Linked DNA regions of Mus musculus: region 2 is linked to region 1. The links are chromatin contacts, found by Hi-C or POLR2A ChIA-PET in ENCODE. All regions are on one chromosome and are shown on one strand. Each heading gives the region's core, a stretch centred on a gene start or an enhancer-like site at or near the end of the contact. The rest is flanking DNA. Distances are from core to core; before and after follow the strand shown. Region 1 has its middle 10 kb from the start of Mir146. Region 2 holds the start of Pttg1 (pituitary tumor-transforming gene 1).

The links. Hi-C counts contacts between places; a loop is a spot of excess contacts on that map. ChIA-PET counts read pairs that join two places held with the same protein, here RNA polymerase II (POLR2A).
Region 2: a map of T-helper 17 cell shows a loop between it and region 1 (1.9-fold over the local background). The contact joins the promoter of Pttg1 here to the enhancer-like site in region 1. A Hi-C loop is called at or near these places in 3 of 37 maps with a recorded cell type or tissue (T-helper 1 cell, T-helper 17 cell and T-helper 2 cell). POLR2A ChIA-PET finds 5 or more read pairs at or near these places in 2 of 5 experiments (both embryonic stem cell).

What each region holds. Positions count from the first base shown.
Region 1 is chr11:43,382,184-43,387,546 of GRCm38, reverse strand. No RefSeq gene overlaps it. Among named protein-coding and RNA genes, the nearest start is that of Mir146, 10 kb to the right of the region's middle. Within about 2 kb of position 2,115, at least 3 of the 3 ENCODE cell types and tissues checked have a DNase peak (open chromatin) inside an H3K27ac peak, as active enhancers do.
Region 2 is chr11:43,423,254-43,428,616 of GRCm38, reverse strand. It overlaps Pttg1 (pituitary tumor-transforming gene 1), which reads left to right and starts at 2,366. Exons shown (of 6, transcript NM_001131054.2): 1 at 2,366-2,416; 2 at 2,936-3,034; 3 at 3,720-3,898. The coding sequence starts at 2,947.

The DNA.
Region 1 (5,363 bases), core at 866-3,365:
GTATGAACTCTTAACTAGCACAGAGCCATTCTTGCAACCCCCCACAATGGCATTTAGTTAGACTGGGGCTCTGAACCAAGAAAGCTAGTGAGTATTCTTGCATGGATGGCCTCCTACGCATGCAGCAGTTCTCCCAGCCCCTCCAGACTCACCCTCTAAGTTGTTAACTTGTCTCAGCTTCTGTCTTCTCTTTCTTTCTAGGTGTTAGAAATAGCCATGTGGTAGGGATCAAATGACACACAGGTGTGTAGCGCTCTGCCTGGTGTGTATCATAAGTTCCACAAATGATAGTTAGGCTTGTCATTTTGCCTTGTACCCCTCCCCCCCGTGTTACAATTTTTATAGTGGAATGAGGAGGCTCAATTCACATTTCATATATGAAAGCCTGTTTCTTGCTTTTAGTCTCTGCTTCCGGTGGCAAAAGGAAGGCGATGGGAAACCCGTGCAGCTAGCAGCAAAGAGTTACACATCTGGCTCTGAGCGTCCTCCTGACTGCTTCTGAAAGCCACAGTGAAGGAACCTAGGTGTTGAGAAGGAGACACTGGGTTGCAGGAGTTAGCAATGTCAAGCCGGGTAGTGGAACCATCAGCAGACACTGGCCAGGCTAGAGCTCCCACCGATGATTCCATTTAAATCCGTGTCTGTCCACTCCCCAGCCCCCGCTCCCAATGGCTCCAAATGGTTTCAGCATTTTTAAAATAAGGTTGTCACTGACATGCCGTAGCTTTTGGCCTTTTATAGACAGCTTCACAAGTAGGTCTCTTCTACCTTAACTTTCTGGTTACCAGGATGCTTCATCTCTTCCATACACCCAGGATTTCAGGGAATGCTAAATTTGGCTTAGAGTCTACTCCGATACCTGGAGCTATGCCTCTACTACACCAAGGAAGCCCCTTTCCAGGGTGTAGAACTCCATGAGTGGGGGTATGAGGTAACATATGGGGACATTAGAGACCTGGAGACAACACACATCCTTTCTAACCCCAGCTCTGCTAATTTCGGGGTGACCATGGGCAAGCATCTTTTAGATCCCCCATTTCCTTACTTATAGCCCAGGGATTAAGAATAGTAACTACATGTGTGTGTGTGTGTGTTGTTGTGGTGGTGAGGATTAAATAGGGCGTTGTGTCTGACTTTCAATGATGCTCAACAAATATTTCCTTTCCAAAAAGCTAGGTGTAAGAGAAGTTTAAACAAAGTGTTACTACCCCAGCAAGATGAGCAATGGTTACCATCTGGAGAGTTCAGGGCAGCAACCATCTTGACCTGTCTCTTTTCTGCCTGTGGGTAATTTCCCAGGGTGGCTATTTTTATTTATCTTGACTGGGAATTTGAACTTTGTCATTGCACATTCCAAAGACCCTGTAAGGGTTTTCTGACTTGGGGATACAAGCAGCGAAGGGTACCCACGGAAGGATTCTGTGACCTCAGGCAAGACCCCTAACCACACCAAAGATTAAAACCCTGGAGTCGGGAAAGATCTTGTTTGTGAAGCACTTGTTAGAGTGCCTGCCTGCCGTCTGGTGGGACCTCATTAAAATGTAGAGGTTGCTGCTGCCATCAACAGAGACAGGGACTGCCCTTCTGCAGATGGATGCTTGGGAACGAATGGATTTCTGAGCGTCCTTCCTGCCTGCCAGGTCCACATTCACTTTAAGCTGTCAGTTCGTAGTTGAAAGCACCTCTTTGTTCCCCTGCGGAGCCAATCCAGGACCGTGTGTCTGAAGCTAGGCACAAATCTTTCCCCTCAATCCCCTCCCTGCCTCCTGCCCCTCTCCAGAGGCCAATTCTTTCTCTTTTAAAATACCCGGACACAGGCTACTCTATCTATCTATCTATCTATCTATCTATCTATCTATCTATCTATCTATCTATCTATCCATCCGAATGTTAAATTGAGGTTTTTGGTCGAAACTCTGCCTACGCCTACTTGAAAAGCCAACAGGCTCGTTGGGCAGCCGACAAAGCTCTCGGGATTTCCCCACAGGCTAGGGAGAGTACAGACAGGAAGCCAGGGACCCAGCGCCTGACCAGCACTTCCTCAGGGGAGGCTGGAGCTTACTCCGTCTTGCAACGAACTCTCTAGAACGTGCAGGCTATTCTAGCTGTAGTCAGCAGCCCGCCTGGTTAAGAGAGGGTCCCTGCGGGCATCTGCATGGGTCTAGACTCTGCTGGCTTTAAGGTGGGAGCTGCTGGCTTCTGCCCTAAGATGCTGACACAGCCTGGCTGGGCTGGAACCTTCTATTCCGGCTCAGCCGCTTCCTCCCTAGCTGCCACGAGGAGGGAATTGAGAAGGGACTTTCCAGAGAGAGTTAGCTCGCTGGGTGCGGAATGGAATAAAAGCATATGCAAATTGGCCTGTGAGTTCCTTCCTCTGCCCCAGTGAGCCAAGAGAAAGATGCTCTTCTGGAAGGCTCTTGGCATCTCTCTTCTCTCCCTGGATGGCGGCAGCGGGGGTCCATTGGAGTGGTAAAACCAGCCAGGCAGCCACAGCAAGGGGGTGGGTGCTGCGGAAGCAGCAAAATGAGGAGGGGTGGGGAGAAGAAGGAAAGCCACATTGGAAAAGATAGGTAAACTGGGATTTGAGCACACGGAGAATTGGGGTTAGAAAAATAGTCCTTGCCAGCTGATTTACTATGCACCTATCTGTTGTCTGAGAGTCAGCCAGCTTTTGTACAGTGGATTATTGCAGAGCGAATGGCGCATTAAAGATATAATCAAGATGTTCAATGCTTAGTGAGTGACACTAGAGTTAAAGTAGGTGAGACTTTTGTCATGGGCTGTAAATATAAAAATGTCAGTGGCTTAGAAATATTTCCAGTAATATAGTTAAAGCATGGGTCTATTTCTGAAAGGAAGATAATTTTAGCCTTTTGTAACTTTCGGGTGGGATGGCAATATGGGTGATACAGTAAGGTGCTTCCTTAAATCCTGGTATTGTGGCTCCTATCTGGCAAGTCATCAATTTTCTTTTAGTGACAGTAATAAAAAATATTACATTGTCCAATATGGAGTGTAGGGGGTGCATGGGAATTATGACATACAACTTTGTTTATTGTATGGCTGTTCTTGGTTTCCTTCAGTCTTGTCTGTAGAAGGAATTTTTTATCTTTCAAAAGCATTGTTTTCTGTTAAACTTGACTTGTATTTTAATTGACATTAATGTAAATTTTCTCTCATGAAACCCATGGGCCTCAGAATTATTTATTACAGTGCTTTCTTCACATTTGAGGTATTTCCAGTCAATATTGTTTTATTCATCTGTTCCTATTCAACTTTGCTTTTTGTCTCAGCCTTTTCTGGTTGCTGATATTTTGTTCTCTAGTTCCTGGTATTGTATTGCACTTTTGAGCAGAATCAACGTTATTGTTATTATTAATTATTATTAATAATATTATTAATCTCACTCCTGTCCTTATTCACTGCTTGCGTTGGATAAGCACCTAGAATCCTGTGTGGAAACTCAGAGGGAGTAACGGAGGTTGAATCTCTGGCTGGGGTCTGCTCAGACTGCATTTGCTTGTGTTGTTGGAGGTTAAGGGATTCAGATACTAGAAGGAAAGCCCAGGCAGGGGATGGCATGAGAAGTTACTGGAGTTTCTGGTGTTACACCTTTGGTCCTCTTAGCTCTGGGTCCCTAATCTCCACTTTCTCTAAGGCACTTGTATATGTGTGTGAGTGTGTGTATGTGTGTGTGTGTGAGTGTGTGAGTGTGTGACTGTGTGTGTGTGCGAGTTTGAGTGTGTGTGTATGTGTGTGTGAGTGTGTGTGTGTGAGTGTGTGTGTTTGTGAGTGTGTGAGTGTGTGTGTGTGTGTTTGTGTGTGTACTTCCTTAGCTCGGGCTTAGTATTGTTTCTTCTGACTGTCAGCAGTTTGTGTTATTGGGTGTGGTTCCTAAGAGCCAGCTTTGGGCACTTTTTAAATTGTGATAATGATGCCCCTCTCAGATTGTTCTAGAATCTGGCAACATTTTCTTATTTGGCCTCCGCTTCAATCCCAGTTAATCAGAAATTTGTCTTAATAACGTATGGTACATGTTTATAATTTACAATTTGTAAAGCAATTCTATATGTTTTTTTTTTTTTATAACCCATGAAATCTGGAAGGTTAAGAGTGGCAGTAAAATTGTCACATCATTGAGAACTTATTAAATATTTGTTGCTTGAATGAAACATACCCATTTGATTGCTAAGGAACTGGAGACTTACATAGATCAAGCTGTCTACCCAAGGCCTCATTTTGCAGTAGGGACTCCAACTCATACTTGATTTTACCATGTCACGCTGGCTCAGATAGTGTCTATACTACACACACAGACACAGACACACATACACACACACACACACACACACACACACACACACACACACATACACAAACACATGGCATTTTACCCTGTAGCCCAGGCTGGCCTCAAACTCACGGCATTCTTTTAACCTTAGCTTCCCCGTTATTCAGTAGCAGATTCGAGCCACTAGGCCTGGTTTTCTAATCACTATTTGCTATTCATTGTGCAGAAAGGTAGTTTTTGATTCTGTAAGAGAAGACTATGGTAAAGTCATCTGTATGTTCCACTAGCCATCTGGCTACCATCCTTCTACAGATCAGTTAAGTCAACAGAATAAGGTCTCAAGGCCAAGAAAGCAAATTAGAGAAAAGAAAGGCAGACTGGCCACAAACCCTTTCTGGGGTGTGAGGGGCTCAGAGACATAACAGCTTTTATATGGACGAAAGCTACATGCCAACCAAGGCTTCCTTACTGAGTTCTCTCTCTTTCCAGAATTTATGTAGAACAGGCTGGCCTTGAACTCACGAAGATCTGCCTGCTGCTGCTTCCTGAGCACACCGATTAAAGGCGTGCACCACTACATCTGATTAGATATATTTCTCTTTTTTAATTTTTTCTGAACATCAAACTGGTCCCTGTTCTATTAGGGTTTGCTCCTTCATTTCTGTCTGTGGGCATCACTAGGGATCGAACTCACAGCTGTTCCACATTCATAAATGCTAAGCAAGCACTCTACCACTGAGCTATATCCTGAACCTTTTTCATGTTTTATTTGAGATAGGGTCCTGCTAATTGCCTAGGCTGGCATTAAACATGCTTCATAGCTCAGGTAGGCCTTGAATTTGTGAATCCCCTGCCTCAAGCCTCCCAAGTAGCGAGAATTACAGTTTATTTAGGATTGGGAATCGAACCCAGGGTCTCATGAATACTAGTCAATTATCCTACCACTGAGCCAGCTCCCGGGCTTTTGTGTTTGTTTTAGGTGAACACACTGCCTTCCAGGGAGTTAATTTACATGCTTCACATTACGTTAATGACACAATAAAGTCTACTTTCCTTAGATTGGGGAGATGTC
Region 2 (5,363 bases), core at 1,117-3,616, 41 kb before region 1:
ATGGAAACAGACACCAAACTGAGACACAGTGAAACTAACAGAATTTATGGACCACATGGACCTAACAGATATTTATAGAATATTTCATCCTAAATCAAAAGAATATACTTTCTCCTCAGCACCTCATGGTATCTTCTTCAAAACTGACCATATAATTGTTCACAAAACAGGCCTCCACAGATACAAGAAGACTGAATAATCCCATGCATCCTATCAGATCACCACAGACTAGTGCTGGTCTTAAATAACAACAAAAACAACAGAAAACACACATACACATGGAAGCTGAGCAATGCTCTACTCAATGATAACTTGGTCAAGGAAGTAATAAAGAAATTAAAGACTTTTTAGAATTTAATGAAAATGAAGACACATCATACCAAAACTTATGGGACACAATGCAAGCAGTGGTAAGAGGAAGACTCATAGCTCTGGGTACCTCCAAAAAGAAACTGATGAGAGTTTACACTAGCAGCTTGACAGCACACCTGAAAGCTCTAGAACAAGAAGAAGAAGAAGAAGCAAATACACCCAAGAGGAGTAGAGGCAGGAACTAATCAAACTCAAGGCTAAAATCAACCAAATAGAAACAAAAAGAACTATAATCAACAAAAATCAGAAGCCGGGCGTGGTGGTGCACACCTTTAATCTCAGCACTCGGGAGGTAGAGGCAGAGGCAGGTGGATTTCTGAGTTCGAGGCCAGCCTGGTCAACAAAGTGAGTTCCAGGACAGCCAGAGCTACACAGAGAAACCCTGTCTCGAAAAACCAAAAACCAAACCAAACCAAACCAATAAAACAAAAACAAAACAACAAAAAACAAAAAAGTCAGGAGCTAGTTCTTTGAGAAAAATCAACAAGATAGATAAACTCTTAGCCAGACTAACCCGAGGGCACAGAGACGGTATCCAAATTAATAAAACCAGAAATGAAAAGAGACATAACAATGAAATATATCTTAAAATAATTATTCCGTTTATTGAATATTAACAGCTAAAAATATTAAACTCATGTTCTACAAACAAACAAAAAGAAGGAGAAGAAGAAGAAGAAAGCAAGCAAGCTTTCTTGATCTACCACTCACCAGTCACACATCAGCATCTCCTGTGGCTCCATAGAGCTGAGGACTTTACAAGCTGTCACAACCTTTGTAGAAAGGGTCTGTCCAGCAGGAGGGGGTGGGGTGGGGTGGGTGAAATTCCTAGTACAAGTATCCCAGTATCAATCATGGAACTTTAGAATGTTTTCAGGAACACACAAAGGAGACTAAGGAACTTTTATGTTAATTAAATATAATCACACACATAGCAGAAAGTGTGCAGGGGGAGGCTCCAATGTTATTATTAACAATGCTTATTTCAATGGGAAGTCCTGGGCTCTTGAATAATCTCCATTCTTTGTCTTCAAACCTGCCAAATTTCCACAAGTTCTAAAAATAAGCAGAGATTAACTACTACTTAAGAGGCAAAGGCAGGCAGATGTCTTAAGTTCCAGGCCATCCTGGTCTACATAGTGATTCCCAGGACAGCCAGGGTCTTCTTCAAGATCAGTAAGTGCTTGTAACTGCCCAGGAATCTCTCCAGTCTTGGATAGGTTTTGGTGGGGGCCGATCCAAGACCCAAACCATCTTCTCAGTAGATTAGTGCCTCTGACTTTGACTTGAAGATTTAAGGTCTGGATTAAACCTCTTGGCTTCTTCAGTTAAGTTTTTATGTACATGTTGGTCTCTTCTACTACTTATTCCTTTTTAGTCTTCTCCAAACTCCAGTATCTACTGCGCAGGCCTGTTCCCCTAGAGATTACACTCTGGCTACTCTGATCTGAGCTCTGAGGCAGGAGAATCTTGAGTCAGAAGCAGGCCTGGGCTAGTGAGTTTCCGAAAAGCCTGAACTGGGTAGTAAGAGACTTTTTCAAAGAAGCCAAAACCATAAAAGTGAGCCTGGAGCAGTGGCACAGCCACTAATCTAGTCCTTGGAAGACCGGAAGCAGTCTCAGGAGTTAAAAGTGATTGTCATTCACCATCCATTGCACAGTTCAAGGACAGTCTGAGTCCTGTGAAAACCTGTTTCCAAAAAAAAAAAAAAAAAAAAAAAAAAAGCCCTTCAAATTTAAAGGGACAAGACGTTTATTGGGTGAGTACCTTCTCGCAGGTCCATGTCGTGGCAAACAAAAAGCCTCTCACAGGAGTTTTGGACAATGTACGATTCTAGTTTGTTTGTTTGTTTTTTTTTTTTTTTGGTTTTGTTTAGTTTTGTTTTCCTTAATACTTTGGAGACAGACGCGAGAGCTGGGCGGTGGCTGAAAACTTCCGTTGCTCCCATTGGTTCTCAGGCTGTAGGCCCCACCTCCTCTCGGAGGGACCAATTGAGTTACAGTTTAAACTGCGGTGTGCCGGGTCGTTGGTGGCGCAGTCTTCGGTGAGTTTAGCTGTGAGCTCGTCGTGGGTGAGGGCGTCTTGGGCGAGCTTGGGGTGGCGGGGAGGGCAGACCCGGGACTGGAGGTTGAAGCAGGGTCGGGACGTGTGCTTCACTCGGCCCCGCGTCCCGAGGCGCTCTTGTCGTGCTCGACCCACAGCAACGCTGTTTTTACTTTTCTTCTTCCCTCCCCACTTCAGGATCTCAAGCAGCCCTGGCTGGTCTTGAACTTGTTATGTAGCAGGAGGCCAAATTTGAGCATCCTCTTGGCTTCTCTTTATAGCAGAGATTGTAGGCTGGAGACAGTTTTGATGGGTGCCAACATAAACTGATTTCTGTAAGAGTTGAGTGTTTTATGACCCTGGCGTGCAGATTTAGGATCTGGATTAAGCCTGTTGACTTCTCCAGCTACTTATAAATTTTTGTGCATAGGTGCCCTGGGTAAAGCTTGGTCTCTGTTACTGCGTAGTTTTTCCAGCCGTCCTCAATGCCAATATCCTAATATTCAGGTCTCTCCCTTAGAGTAATCCAGAATGGCTACTCTTATCTTTGTTGATAAGGATAATGAAGAACCCGGCCGCCGTTTGGCATCTAAGGATGGGTTGAAGCTGGGCACTGGTGGTAAGTATTTCCTGCCTTGAGATACACAGGTGTTGTGAATGGTCCCAGCCTACAGTTCCCAATGTAACCTAGGGGGGCCTTGAACTTCTGATCCTTTGACTCCACCTGCCCAGTGCAGTGATTACAGGCATGGGCCACCTTGCCTGGCTTATGCACTGCCGGGAATGGAACTTGGAGCTTTTCAAATGCTACTAAGTCACGTGTCCAGGCGCTCTGCTTAAATCGGTTTTTTGAGACATAGCTTTAACTGGCCTGGGATTTGCTATGCAGATCAGGCTGGCCTTGAACTCAGGAGATCCACTTACCCCTGACTCCTAAATTCTGGGATTAAAGGCGTGCGCCATGGTGCCTATGTTCATACTTATTGTCTTAATGAGGTTATTTAGAGTGCTAAGTAACTGCCCCAAATGAGGCACAGGTTTGTGTGTAAGAATTGAGTTAAGTTGTATGGCCTAATCTTTAAGAGCAATACATTTATTACCTTTATTTGTGTATGTGTGGGGTCACACGCATGCCGTGGTGTGCCTGTGGAGGTCAGAGGACAACCTGTGGAAATTGGTTTTCCTTATACTGTGTGGGTTCTGGGGACTGAATTCAGGTTGTCTGGTTTAGCCGAAAGCTCCTTTATTTACCCACTGAGTCTGTGATTTTTTTTTTTTTTTAATGATTATCCCTTTTTCAACAGTCAAGGCCTTAGATGGGAAATTGCAGGTTTCAACGCCTCGAGTCGGCAAAGTGTTCAATGCTCCAGCCGTGCCTAAAGCCAGCAGAAAGGCTTTGGGGACAGTCAACAGAGTTGCCGAAAAGCCTATGAAGACTGGCAAACCCCTCCAACCAAAACAGCCGACCTTGACTGGGAAAAAGGTGAGTGCGGGCTATGAACATGAATATTTGTACATGTGTTGGCACTTAAGAAAAGTTTATTATTTTTATTCATGTATACGTAGCTGTAGATGAATACTGCATGTGTGCAGTTACATAAGGAGGCCAGAAGAGGGCGCTGGGTGCTTGGAATTGAGTCTGACTCCTTTGGAAGAGCAGCAAGTGCTTTTACCCTCTGAGCCATCCTAAGCCCCACTGCAGCACTTCTGATGCTTAGAAACTTACTTCCCATCTGCCTCTCTTCCTCTCAGTAGGAGGTAAAGAGAGGTCCACAAACTCACAGAGAGGAGTCAGGCTGGTACTTCCAGTTGCTCAGCATCTTGAGATCGCAGCTTTTAGGAGTAGCTAACCCTGATTTTGCCTCAGCTGTTCTTAACTAGTACCAGGAAGCAGTTGGTTAGAGGCCATGTGACAGATGTGTGAAGTACTTAGCTGGGCTTGATAAGCACCTGCAATCCCAGCACTTGGGAGGCTGAAGCTGGAGGAGGGGTTGGCTGGAGGCTAGCCTGAACTACATGCCCCCACTCTGGCATACATACACATAGATCGGATGGGATCAAGAGCGCCCAGGCTTCTGTTTTGACTTGCTATTATTGATTGTCTACCTGATAATTCTTTGGATGTTTTAGGTTCTGCTGCTACTTAAGTCCATATGTTTAAGGAACACAAACTTGTTAATATTAGCCAAGTAAATAATTAAGGTAACAGTGGCAGAAAAATTACACTTTTATGAGGTCAAATTGACTTCCAGGATTAGCCACTATTCTGGGGTGCCTCAAGTCTGTTTTGTCCACTGTTAGGTTTGAACAGTTGAGTTGATTAGCTTTAAATTAACCCTGCTCAGGATTCTTAATAATATATGTGGACAGGTACTAAGAGGTCTGACTTAAAGAATACTTTTATTTTATGTATTTGGATGTTTGCCTGTATGGTATATGTATTGGTTAGGGTTTTCCTGCTATGAACAAACACCATGACCAAGGCAACTCTTATAAGGACAATATGAATTGGGGCTGGCTTACAGGTTCAGAGGTTCAGCCCATTATCAATGTGGGAAGCTTGGTAATATACAGGCAGGCATGGTGCAGGAGGCACTGAGAGTTCTACATCTTCATCTGAAGGCAGCAAGGACCAGGGTATTAAAGCCCATGTCCTTAGTGATACACATATTCCAATGAGGCCACACCTCCTAATATCATCACTCCCTGGGTCAAGCATATACAAACCATCACAGTATGTAAGTGTGCCACGTGCCTGAGGAAGACCTGAGACATCGCTTCATCTGGACTGGAGTTACAGATAGTTGTGAGCCACCCTGTGGGTGCTGGGAACTGAACCTGAGTCTTCTGTAAGAGCAGCAAGTGCTCGGAACCACAGAGCAGTTGGTTAGAGGTCATGTGACAGATGTGTGTCTTCCCGTCTCCTTTGTGTGTGTGTGTGTGTGTGT